2 separate regions of the Homo sapiens genome follow, and region 1 is linked to region 2. A link is a contact called in ENCODE Hi-C or POLR2A ChIA-PET data. All regions are on one chromosome and are shown on one strand. The core of a region is the stretch at or near the end of the contact, and the rest is flanking DNA. Distances in the headings are between cores, read along the strand shown. Region 1 holds the start of BOC (BOC cell adhesion associated, oncogene regulated). Region 2 overlaps NEPRO-AS1 (NEPRO antisense RNA 1).

What was found. A loop is a pair of places that touch in the nucleus more often than their neighbours do. ChIA-PET counts read pairs that join two places held with the same protein, here RNA polymerase II (POLR2A). Pooled maps may share reads with other maps.
Region 1: POLR2A ChIA-PET joins it to region 2 with 12 read pairs in HEK293T. The contact joins the promoter of BOC here to the enhancer-like site in region 2. A Hi-C loop is called at or near these places in 1 of 168 maps with a recorded cell type or tissue (IMR-90) and 2 of 50 pooled maps. POLR2A ChIA-PET finds 5 or more read pairs at or near these places in 1 of 52 experiments (HEK293T).

What each region holds. Positions count from the first base shown.
Region 1 is chr3:113,210,292-113,214,020 of GRCh38, forward strand. BOC (BOC cell adhesion associated, oncogene regulated) reads left to right here and starts at 1,266. Exons shown (of 20, transcript NM_001378074.1): 1 at 1,266-1,725. It overlaps LOC124909486, which reads right to left. Exons shown (of 2, transcript XM_047449436.1): 2 at 1-1,989. The coding sequence ends at 1,264. RefSeq lists an enhancer at 1,627-2,278.
Region 2 is chr3:113,082,859-113,086,580 of GRCh38, forward strand. All of the region lies in intron 1 of NEPRO-AS1 (NEPRO antisense RNA 1), which reads left to right. All of the region lies in intron 1 of LOLI1 (lncRNA oncogene in liver cancer 1), which reads right to left. Among named protein-coding and RNA genes, the nearest start is that of LOLI1, 20 kb to the right of the region's middle. Within about 2 kb of position 2,178, at least 3 of the 41 ENCODE cell types and tissues checked have a DNase peak (open chromatin) inside an H3K27ac peak, as active enhancers do.

The sequences.
Region 1 (3,729 bases), core at 16-2,515, 130 kb after region 2:
GCCCAGAAAAGTTAAGTGACTTTCCAAAGTCACAGTGGCTTCCTGACTCCCAGTGCAGCTGTCCAGCCACACAGGGAAGGCAGCACCCCCATTCACCCTACTACTAGCCTGGCTGTCTTATTTCCAGGACAGCTTCCTCACCAGCTTGGCACAAACTCCCAGTTCACTTTAAACAAATGGCTTAGCCCTGCTGGGACTTGGTTTTCTCAGCTGCAATGAAGATACGGAATGGATGACCGCTCACAACCTGTGCTTCATTCCTAAAAAATAAGAAGGGAATCCAATTTGCCACCAACTCAACATTTGCCTTCTCACTGCCCTGGAAAGGTAGTTTTTAAAACGTGGCCCCTGACCTGCAGCATCAGCATCACCTGGGAACCTATTTGAAATGCAAATTCCCAGGTCCACCTACTGAATCAGAAACTCTGGAGGTGGGGCCCAGCAAAGGGATTTAGCAAGCCTTCCAGGGAGTCCTGCTGCAGATCAAGTTTGAGAACCACAGCTCTGAAAGTTTTCTGACCAACACACACGCGCGCGTGCGCGTACACATACACACGCATAGGTAACTAACTTTTCCGTGGCCACTAGCACCCCCAACCCATGCCCCCAACCCCAGCCCCAGCTCTCCCTCCCCATTCCTCCCTGGCTCCATCCTGGGATGATGAATGGAGGTCAGGGCGCTGTCAATGGACGACGCGGCAAACCCTCCCCAACCGACCGAGGGGGTCGGGGGAGGCTGCGTTAAGGCTTCCCTGAGATTGGTTTCCTTATCATTTTCTCCACCGCCGCTGTCCCATTTTCTGATGAGTTTGCTTTTAATGATTTATCCAACAGTTTGTCTTGCAGAAGAAGAAGACCATTGAGAGGTGGGTGTCAGGAAAGTCTTGGAAGAGACTAGGCGAAAGGAGGGAAGGATTGTACATGGAAGAGCAAGGGTGCGAGGTGAAGCTAAAGAGAAAGTGAAGGCTTCAGGGGAGCCCCCTGGGTTCGGGGAAAAGGGAGAAGATGGTGCTTTTGGTATGGGAAAGCAAAAGAAGTTGGAGGAGAGCGCGGGTCTGAGGCACAGCAAAAAGTGGGTGTTAACGGGAAAACTGCCCTAGAGTTTGGGGGACTTTTTCCAGCTTCCTTTCCAAGACTTTTTCTTTGCTCCATTTTGCTCCTCCCCCTCCTCCCAGCCTCCTCCACTCCCTCCTCCTCCTCCTCCTCGCACGGTAATGGGAGGCTCCTAGGCAGGAGAAGCAAAAGAAGGAATTGTTTGCGAGTTCAGTCATCCAAAAAGCTTCTTCCATATGGAGGGACCGGGTGCGCTGGGCGCGGCGTCCCCTGCGTTGTCCTCCTGCTGCCGCCCCCGCGGCCGCCGCTTTCTGCCGCGGGGACCCTGAGCCCCGGCCCGCCGGTGTCAGCCGCCGCGCGCGCGCACAGACACACACACAGAGACACACAAACACACACAGAAAAGACACACACGCGCACACACGGCGCGCACACCCTCACGCCCGCCACAGCCACAACACGCCCGCACGCGCCCTCCCTCTCCGGCCCGCAACTTCTCGGTCCTCGGCTCCTTTGTTGCTCCAGCCGCGGCCGCTCGCCCGTGTTGTGTGTCCCCGGTGTCACCGAGCGTGTTGTGTGTCCGTGCGGCGCGGCGCTGTGTGGCTCCCTCGCGCCCACCACGCTGGCCCCCGGGCCCCGGCTCGCCCTTCCCAGGCGCCGGCTGCAGCAGAGGTGAGTCACGTCGCTGAAGTTTGTTTTCTTTTCATAAAAAGTTGTGTTTACTGTTGGTTCGGGGAGAGGAGGGGGCGGGAGGCGGCCGCAGGCCGAGGCAGCGCCAGCGAGTGGCTGCCGGGGGACGTGCCGGCGGCGGGAGCCGGGTCCCAGCGCTCGGCCGGGCGCCCGGGGCTGGGAGCTGCGGCCGAGGCTGGGCGCGCCGGGCGCCGGGCGAAGAAGTTGGGGCGAGGCGGGCAGCGGGGGTCCCGGGGGCTGCAGCCGCTACGGGGCCCAGGGGCGCCGCATCTCGTTCCCTGCCGCAGCGGTCTGGCCGGGCGATGGTGGTTTCGCCTCAGCGGTTCCCAGAAGCTTCTCGGGTGGAAGAAGGATCCAGCCAGCCTCCCAAACTTCCACCGAAGGTTGACACCAGCGCCCCGGCCCCATGCTCCAGGCCGTGGGGGGAACCCGAGGCGTGGCGGCAAATGCGTAGAGTCACTCAACACGCACTCGGCCTCTTTGGAGGGTGAGGGTTTCTCATAGTTGGCGTCTTCTAAAGGAAAAACACTAAAATGAGGAACTCAGCGGACCGGGAGCGACGCAGCTTGAGGGAAGCATCCCTAGCTGTTGGCGCAGAGGGGCGAGGCTGAAGCCGAGTGGCCCGAGGTGTCTGAGGGGCTGGGGCAAAGGTGAAAGAGGTGTGTGTGTGTGTGAGAGAGAGAGTTCGTGTGTGCGTGTACGTGTGTGCGCGCGCGTGTGTGCGTGTTCGCGCCAGCAGCGTCCTCCTGGGGTTTTTGTTGATGTAACTGTGAGAAGGTGTGGGAAATGAATCTCTGGAACCAGTGGGACGGGGCTGTGGGGAGGGCAGGGAACCCAGGAAGAATTTTCATGGGGGTGTTGAAGGGCCTGCTTGACTTTCAGGATGTTCAGTATTAATTTGCTTTTCCAGGTGATGGGAGAATGCTGAGGGATGAGAGAGGCAGGCAGACCTGAAGGAGTTAATGGAGCCTCGGGGATTTGTTTGGCAGAGTTTTGTTTTGGGGATGGGGGTGGCAGTGCCAGAGTTGCTTGGAACAGAGTTGTGCTCCTCCAGAGATGTGGCAGTAGAGCTAAGAATACCGAAACCACACACCAGCAATCCCAAACTGGCACTTTTTGGGTGTGGTGGGGTGTTCTGCTGCTCCCCTCATCCCTTCTCTGCAAGTTCAAATGGGTTCGCCTAAGTTTTTGACCCAGAGTTACCTCTTTGAGTGGACTGAGTGAAGATTATATTTTGATTTCAGGCCCTTGTGCCACCTGCAGATGCACTGTGCCCAGCACACATTTGTCACCTAGTTCTTTGTTGTCCAGAACTCGGTACACATTGACCATTGGATGAATGTCATTTTAAAACTTCAGTGTGCAGACATTTCTGATTTATTCCACGACTGGGTCTTAAACAGGCAGCCCAGCTCTGTGATGGTTTTTTTCATCCCTTTGGTTACAGCCAATAAATCAATCTTCGTTTTCTTAAGGGCAGCATGGAAAATATTAAACCACAGTCTTGGGCTGCTTGTGGGGGCTAGGATGCCCATACATCTGGGTGACCTGTTTTCTGAACTTAAAGTAAATCTGAGGCAAGAGGTTAGCCATTTTGAGGTGTGTAACAGGTTTCCCAGAAACATTTCTGAGGTCTTATAATTGGTACTTTTTAATGGTCTCATAATTGAGACCCAGAAGCTTCTCGTGGTGATCTGAAAGCACCTTGGGGTCAGTGGGACAGAGGCCGGGCAGAAACAGCAGTAGAGTTATTATTTTCCTGCTATGAGTTTTTCAAATGAGTTTATGCAAAGAGGTAAAATGAAAGAAAGAAGAGTTGCCTCATTGGGCCACTTTGCTGACACTGTCCTCCCCTGTATAGATTTGTCACTCAGAATTTGGGCCTTGAGGAGGCTGGAGGGTGTCTACACATTTATGAAGCCTGAGGATTGAGACCTCAGACACTGTCTCTTTTATCCTCTATCGAGATACTTCAGAAATGCTTCA
Region 2 (3,722 bases), core at 928-3,427:
TAGAATCAGTCTAAATGCCCATCAATGGTAGACTGGATAGAGAAAATGTACATATACACTATGGAATACTGCACAGCCATAAAAAAAAGAACAATATCATGTCCTTTGCAGCAACATGAATGGAGCTGAAGCCATTATCCTAAGTGATGTAATGCAGGAACAGAAAACCAAATACCACATACTCTCATTCATAAGTAGGAGATAAATATTGAGAACACATGGACACAAAGGGGAGAACAACAGACACTGGGGCCTCCTTGAGGGTGGAGGGTGGGAGAAGAGTGAGGACAGAAAAGCTACGATGCTTATTTTTTTTTCTTTTTTTTCTTTTTGTTAGTATATGTGCTGCTGAAGTGAGCACTTTTTTTTTTTTTTTTTTTTTGAGACGGAGTCTCGCTCTGTTGCTGAGGCTGGAGTGCAATGGCACAATCTCGGCTCACTGGAACCTGCGCCTCCTGGGTTCAAGTGATTCTCCTGCTTCAGCCTCTTAAGCAGCTGGGATTACAGGAGCACGCCACCACGCCCAGCTAATGTTTGTATTTTTTAGTAGAGACGAGGTTTCACCATGTTGGTCAGGCTAGTCTTGAACTCCTGAACTCAGGTGATCCACTCGCCGCGGCCTGCCAAAGTGCTGGGATTACAGACTCGAGCCACTGCGTCTGGCCAGTACTATGCTTATTATCTCTGTGATGAAATAATCTTTTACACCAAACCCTCATGACATGCAATTTATCTATATAACAAATTTGCACATGTACCCCTGAACATAAAATAAAAATTAAAAAAAAAAAAAGAATTATCTCTTCTCCATATGCTTGCCAGCACTTGTAATGGTTTGTCTTTTTTTTTTTTTTTTTTGAGACGGAGTCTCACTCTATTGCCCAGGCTGGAGTGCAGTGGCGCAATCTCGGCCCACTGCAAGCTCTGCCTCCCAGGTTCACGCCATTCTCCTGCCCCAGCCTCCCAAGTAGCTGGGACTACAGGAGCCTGCCACTACACCAGGCTAATTTTGTATATTTTTAGTAGACACAAGGTTTCACTGCGTTAGCCAGGATGGTCTCAATCTCCTGACCTCGTGATCCACCCACCTTGGCCTCCCAAAGTGCTGGGATTACAGGCATGAGCCACCTTGCCTGGCCTGTCACAGTGGGAGATTTTAACACTTCTCTCAGCAATTGATAGAACTAGATAAAAATTAGTAAGACATAAATGATTTGAACAGCACTATTAATCACCTTGGCCTAATTAATATATTAGAACACCTTGGCCTGGATGTGGTGGCTCACCCCTGTAATACCAACATGTTGGGAGGCCAAGGTGGGAGGACCACTTGAAGCAAGGAGTTCAAGACCAGCCTGGGCAACATAGCAAGACCCTGTCCCTACAAAATTTTTTTTGATTAGCTGGGCGTGGTGGTATGCACTTGTAGTCCTAACTACTCGGGAGGCTGAGGCAGTAGGATTGCTTAAGCCCAGGAGTTGGAGCTTGCAGTGAGCTGTGATTATGCCATTGCATTCCCTCCTGGGCAACAGAGCAAGACCTCATCTCTTAAAAAATAAAAAAAGTTACAATGTGCACCTTTTAAAGTTTGCACAATAAGGAGACGAGAGAGAGGAAAGATTGAACATTAAGATAAACATAAGCTGTTGGAAATTTTGTTGAAAGACATGTTCCATGACATTGATCTTACAGAAAGGTGTGTGGATTTCAACCTAGTCATGATGGATTCTATACCTCATTCTATCGTGCTGAGTTACCATGCACTAGAGATTTAATTTCTCTAAACCCGTTTCTCTATCTGAAAGATGAGAGTAATAACAAATGCCACTCACCACTATCCTGAAGCTTAATTAATGTTCGTAAATGCTTTCAGAAATTTGGAAGGGCAAGATTTTTATGAATACAACACATTATTTAGAAAAGCAAAAGAACACGATCAGAGAAGACTTGGATTGTTTCCCTCTACATAGCCTTTTAATGAGATTCCTCTTTTTGTCTTATAAGGGAAGAAAACCAAATCAGGAGATGACTAATCTCACTGGCTAATCTCTTCCCTTAATGTTCTCTGGACACACAATCTCTCCTAAAGGAGCATGTTGGAATTTTGTCGATCAGATTTCCACATCAGTATAAATACATTCTTTCCTAGAAATATAATAGTGAAACAAGAAGGCTGTGGTTTTTTGAGGAGCTGGCTCTGGGCCCAACAGGCAGATGTTCTTGATCTTTTGCTCTACCTTGGATCTTGTGCAAATCACAGTGCTGTTCAACTTCCTTCCTCATCTGTATAATTGGAATAAATGTGCCACTGTCTGGGAGGTCAAGTGAAAATTAATTAGCTGTGTTTCTTTTTTTTTTTTTTTTTTGAGACAGAATCTCGCTCTGTCGTCCAGGCTGGAGTACAGTGGCGTGATCTCAGCTCACTGCAACCTCCACCTCCCTGGTTCAAGCAAATCCTCCACCTCAGCCTCCGAAGTAGCTGGGATTACAGGCGCACACCACCATGCCTGGCTAATTTTTTTGTATTTTTAGTAGAGTCGGGGTTTCACCATGTTGGCCAGACTGGTCTCGAACTCCTGACCTCAGGCAATCCACCCGCCTCAGCCTCCCAAAGTGCTGGGATTACAGGCGTGAGCCACCACGCCCGGCTGCTGTGTTTTATTTAAGTTCTTCTCCATTGATATTTCAGCACTTAAGTTCTTCCCCATTGATATTTCAGCACTTATGGCCAGCTAATTTTTTTGTATTTTTAGTAGAGTCAGGGTTTCACTATGTTGGCCAGACTGGTCCCGAACTCCTGACTTCACGCAATCCACCCTCCTCGGCCTCCCAAAGTTCTGGGATTACAGGTGTGAGGCACCGCGCCCGGCCACTGTGTTTTATTTAAGTTTTTCTCTATTGATATTTCAGCACTCTCTGCAGTCCTTAGTCGGAACAACACTTCTAGACATTACTTCAATCCCACCACCACGAAATTCTTAATGGAAATGTATATGAAAGAATCTGGGAAGTTTACTAATCATTAAAGATTGAGGTTTCTGTGAATTTCCTAAGATTAGATTTTTAAAAAGGCACAAGAAATCTTTGCCAAATCTATTGACCCCTTTCAATTATGCATTTCATTAAGAACACCAAAATATAAGAGTCTTTTTCCTTCCTCTCTGATTTATCTCTTTGTCGCTGTTTCTCTCTGAATCTCTCTGGGTTTCACTCTTTTTCACTCTTTCTCTACTCTGTTTCTCTTTTCCCTAGGATCTAGTGGACATGTGAAAATGAGTTTAGCTGAGGTGTAATAGCAAAGTTAGCCACCTTGCAGCCTCACTGGCAAATAAAATTCTATTAAACACAACTGTCATCAAACTCATTAGTGCCTCCTCCCCTTGCCTTCTTGCCATTGGGTTGCTAACAAGTTACAATGTTTTTCTCTCTCCTCTCCAGTCCCCCTTGTTTCAAGTTTTGTTCTCTCCTTCTTTCTGCACCGCCTGCCCTGTTGGAGATGCAGGGGCTGCCCCTGTGGCCACCATTGCCACCACCCCCCAGCAGACAGAAAGGCTAAAATGTCAAAAGATGCGTCGGTTGCCTCTGACAAAAGTGCAGATCAGATCTGAAAGGGGATAAATATGATAGGGGGCCCAATAATAACAGTGCGCACTTGTTAACTACACAAATCCAGCAGGAGCTGGGGGCAGGGAGGGCGGGCATGGTGGAGAATAGAAGCTGCC